Linked DNA regions of Homo sapiens: region 1 is linked to region 2. A link is a loop called in an ENCODE intact Hi-C map of the cell type or tissue named here. Cell type or tissue: PC-9. All regions are shown on one strand.

What was found. A loop is a pair of places that touch in the nucleus more often than their neighbours do. Peaks named below come from ENCODE experiments on the same cell type or tissue, not always from the same donor. Only the 100,000 strongest peaks of a DNase experiment are listed, where the experiment ranks them.
Region 1: a loop joins it to region 2, with 5 times the contacts of the local background. A loop is called at or near these places in 3 of 110 quality-filtered maps.

What each region holds. Positions count from the first base shown.
Region 1 is chr6:150,006,336-150,008,835 of GRCh38, reverse strand. No RefSeq gene overlaps it. Among named protein-coding and RNA genes, the nearest start is that of RAET1L, 18 kb to the left of the region's middle. RefSeq lists an enhancer at 1,785-2,500. In PC-9, CTCF peaks have their summits at 1,291 and 1,502 (motif pointing left); a DNase peak (open chromatin) is centred at 105.
Region 2 is chr6:150,333,835-150,336,334 of GRCh38, reverse strand. No RefSeq gene overlaps it. Among named protein-coding and RNA genes, the nearest start is that of IYD, 34 kb to the left of the region's middle. RefSeq lists a silencer at 868-1,162. In PC-9, CTCF peaks have their summits at 787 and 986 (motif pointing right); no DNase peak of the experiment used is centred here; H3K27ac peaks cover 103 bases.

The DNA.
Region 1 (2,500 bases), 330 kb after region 2:
CAGGAACAGAAGCTGGATGCAGACACCCAACTCTGTGCCAGCACCTGTGCCACTGGGGACCTGGAGCCCAGGGCGTGACACACCCGGAGGAAACAGAGGGCCCCCACGTGAGTCACCGAGGCTCTCGATGCTGTCACAGCTCCAGTGGCCCCGCCCCGCCCACTTGCAACTCCAGGCCCTGGGGCTGGAAATACTTGGATCCTGGCTCCCTCTCAGACCCTAACCCTTCTTTTCTCCTTCACTTTCCTCCTGGCCCCCTTATCTTTTCCCAATGCCATTCCTGCTTTCAGACTCATTCCTTTTTTGCTTAAATACAAGATTTTCGGCTAGGGCGTAGTGGCTCACAGCTTTAATCCCAACACTTTCCGAGGCCAAGGCTGGCGGATCATGAGGTCAGGAGTTCGAGACCAGCCTGGCCAACATAGTGAAACCCCGTCTCTACTAAAAATAAAAATAAAAATAATTAGCCAGGTGTGGTGGTAGGTGTTTGTAATCCTAGCTACTGAGAAGGCTGAGGCAGGAGAATCACTTGAACCAAGGAGGTGGAGGTTGCAGTGAACGAAGATTGTGCCACTGCATACCAGCCCGGGCAACAGTACAAGATTCCGTCAAAAATAATAAAATAATAATAATAATAATAATGACAACAACAATAACAAAGGCAAGATTTTCCTGGCCATGGTGCGCCCTAGGCTCAGTCAAACCATATGAAGACAGCAGTTTGCTGTCCATCATCACACTATGTTTTCTAGAAGTTTCTATCCTGATGAAGCACCCCAGACTGGTTGAAAACCAAAGTTACTCTTCCTTGGAAAATCTTTGTGGACACCCAGGTGGGCATACAAATTTCCAAGTTGTGGCCGGGAGCAGTGGCTCACACCTGTAATCCCAGCACTTTGAGAGGCCAAGGCAGGTGGATCACCTGAGGCCAGGAGATCGAGACCAGCCTGGCCAACATGGTGAGACCCTGTCTCTACTAAAATTGCAAAAATTAGCCAGGCACAGTGGCAGGCACCTATAATCCCAGCTACTTGGGAGGCTGAGGCAGGAGAATCACTTGAATCCAGGAGCCGGAGGTTGCACTGAGCTGAGATCATCCCACTGAACTCCAGCTTGAGCAATAGAGCAAGACTTCGCCTCAAAAAAAAAAAAGTAGGGACATGGATGAAGCTGGAAACCATCATTCTCAGCAAACTATCCCAAGGACAAAAAACCAAACACCGCATGTTCTCACTCATAGATGGGAATTGAACAATGACAACACTTGGACACAGGAAGGGGAACATCACACACCAGGGCCTGTTGCGGGGTAGGGGGAGGGGGAAGGGATAGCATTAGGAGATATACCTAATGTAAATGACCAGTTAATGGGTGCAGCACACCAACATGGCACATGTATACATATGTAATAAACCTGCATGTTGTGCACATGTACCCTAGAACTTAAAGTATAATTAAAAAAAAAAAACTAAAACACGAAAAATGGGCAAAAAAATTTTACCAACCTCAATGCTGCCACCTTCAGGCCCCTGGAGGTTACATCCTCCGCTCCAGCTCCCCTCTGCACCTGTGCTATTCCTCCCAGCCCCACTCACTCCCACAACTGTCTCATTCATTCACTGGTTCACTCAGCCTCCAACCACACTTACATCATGTCAGGCTCACCAGGTGATGGAGAAAAAAATCATCCTCTGTGGGTCTGAAAAACATGCCTGAGTCCTGATTGCGGGTCTCGCTTTCATTTCCACCCCCTCACAGCACACTCAGGGCCATGAAGAGGCCGCGGCCTGGGTTCAGAGCTCCAGCTCTCCTCAGGGTGGGCCTGGCAGTTGCTGACTTCAGGGAGGGCGGCAGGGCTCACAACTGAAATAGGAGACCTGCCCTGGGTCCTTAGCATGTGCAAGGACAGGGTTCCTTGTAGAATCTGCTCATTTCATCTGTGTTCATAGCATTTGTCATTTTCCACATGCGGACATCCATGCCCAGAAAGCTGAAGAACCTTGCACAGGAATATTCAGCTGCAATATCAGCTGACTTCCATGTCTGAATGCATGATCTCTAAATCACAGCCATTACAGTCACTTTTGGGCCACTTCTATGCCCATCCTGGGCTGGCCTGAGTGTGGTGGCCAAATGCCGGCAGCAGGGGTGAGGCAGGAGGGCCCAGGTGTGCACAGAGGCCCCTTCTCCTCTCACCTGGCTATCCTGCTGGAGGCTCTCCTGCTGGCCTCCTTCTGCCTTCCTCCTGTTCCCCCAGTCACTGGCCCAGGTCACCCAGCCTCACGAGTGGTGCTGCCAGGGTCTTCCCAGTGGCCTACTTCCAGGACTAACCCGGGTTCCTTGTCCCCAGCCCTATGCATGGGAGGCTCTTCTCACAACACAGATCCCCAGACCCACCAAGCTATGCCCCTCCGAAGTCTGAGAACTGCTCACCCCCGTGTGTCTGTTGGCCTGCAGACCGCTCTCCATGTGGCCCTTCCTGGACAGTGGCTTTAGTGCA
Region 2 (2,500 bases):
GTCAACACTCTTCAGAAACCAAAATTATATCACTGAACTGGGGTTGAGGAGACCTTTGGCGAACTTCTAGAAGTCCTGTTAGGCAGGATGTTTAGAGATGGTGGCTCCACAATTTCTATAGGAGAGAGTTAGGAGCAGCAATTGGTTGGAAGACAGGACTTAAAGTTGCTTTGGAGTGGAAAATGTCAAAATGTAATCTCATATAATGGGAAAACCAATTGATGAAGATCATGGCTGAAGACTGAAGGTTCCCATTCCCGATCTCTTGACACCAACAAGTATTTGAGTTCTTGTTATCACTATTTACACCTAATAACAAACTGCTAATTTTTCCTATTTTATTTTTCCTTCTGGAATAATAGTAACTTTTAATAATGGTGTTGCTACTTTAAGCCTTTGGAATTAATCTGCTTAACTCACTTTGCACCATGCCTAGTAGGAAAAAAAGGCTACTTAATAAATACGTCTTGATCATAAAACTATACAGCACTTGATAGATGGGATAGCCATATATAATGCCTTCATATATTTGGAACAAAATATCTTACTTTTGTGCTATTTAAGATTTAGTGCTTTCAAAAATAGTTGGTTTTGCTTTTGTTGTTGTTGTTGTTTTACTGTTTGTATTTTATTAATTTTTCTCTTTCTTCCCCTCTCCTCTCCTCACCTTTCTTCTCTCTCTTCCTCTCTTTCTTTCTCTCTCTGTCTCTCTGGTTGTCTTGGTCTAACAAAACATGGCTGGAAAAAACACTTAAAAGATCCTTTCCTCTTTAGAAATCAACTCATGAAAACCACCTAAGCGAAAAGGTAATATTTTTCAGTTTCAAAAAACAGCCAGACAAAATGTACTGAGAAGTTTCCAGGGCTCCAAAGTACAAAAGATGTCCCATTCAACAGTTAGGCTGTCATTCTCTGAGACGTTTGGTAACATTTCAAGATACATTTAGATCTGCAAATTCATTTTCCAAGAGGATTCACCCAAGAACTGACCTTGCAACTCAGATAAATGGCCACAAGGTGGGGTGAGAGGTACAAACAGGACCAATTGAAGCTGCTGCAAAGTTTCCATGAAATGTTGAATTAATACATTTTATTTTTCCATGACACAATTACCTATTAGACAATAGATCCTACATGGTCCTATTAGATTCTATCTAAACAACCACACTGTATTCTGAAGATTTGCATAAAGGAAGATTAACATGAACCGTAGAAGTATGGCTATTTGTGCACCTACCTTCCCTGACAGATAGGAAACCCCTGAGGCAGGACTATCTCTTCTCATCCTTGTGTTCCTATGGATTGATGGCAGTATAGGAATGGAACCTACCTGCCCTAAAAGGTGTTTGGCAAATGCTCGTGGAATTGAGGTCTTGGTCACCAAGAGGAACCACAGTGTAGCCATCAAATCCTGACATGATCACACCTTTCCCCTCTAATTTCTCTCCTGGGTTTTTCTCTTTGGGGCTGTGTCTTTCCCGACCGACTAGTCAGGTGCTCCCCCAGGCCTTGGCTGTGGGATCCCTGGCTACCGTGAAGAGTGAAAACAATATGAACGTGGCAGTCAGAAGACCTGGAGTAGAGGCCTGCCTGGCAGGACTTTGGTTAAGTGGGTGCAGCTCAAGGACAGAGACTGTGCTGTGCCCCTTTGGCTTTCAATGTGAAAATCCCCCTACAACCAGACACACAGAAAAAAAATCACCATAATAAATACAAGAAGGCCATAGACTGAGACTGGCTGCGTTACTATGACTGGTAAAGTGAGGGCATTGATTAAGACAGAATAGAATCCTGTCCGTTGGATCAGAGATGTGTGGGAAGACCCTGATGAAGCTGGGGACACTGAGACCCTAAATTCTGATGAGTCTTTTCTGCCAGTGAAAGAGACCTCGCAACCATCAGCAAAAGTGGCCTTTGCAAGCCCCAGCAGAAGCGCTGTCCCCAACCCGGGAGATGTGGCCTTCCTACCCAGCAGTGATACCAGCCTTTCTACATCCCTACGAGGGGTTTCACCTTGCATGGCCAGAGGAAATGTGAATGGCCTCCCCTGAGGCAGTTGCCATGCAAGGCAATGCTGATTCTCCTCAGAACCCGCCCCCCTCACCCCTGTTTGCTTCTAGACCTATGACCAGACTCAAGTTCCAGCAGGTTCCTAAAGGTGAGGGTCGACGTGTGGCTTGTGAGGAGCGCACTACACTGCAAAAAACTACTTTATGTTTCCAATTTATACAGACAGAAACCCAGGGAGAGTGTGCAGGGAGGGATATCAAGGGTATGGGATAATGGTAGAAGGAACATCAAGTTGGATCCGGCCAACTGTATTGGTGTGGGCCCACCAAACAGAGATTCTGCGTGCAGTGTTGCACACAGGGAGAGGGAAAGGGCTCTAACAGTTTGCTGGGTTGATTGACTGAAATGTGGGTCAAAAAATGGCCCGCCATGAGCAAACTGAAAATGTCCCATCTCCCTTGATTTAAGGTAGGGGATGGGATTCCAGGGT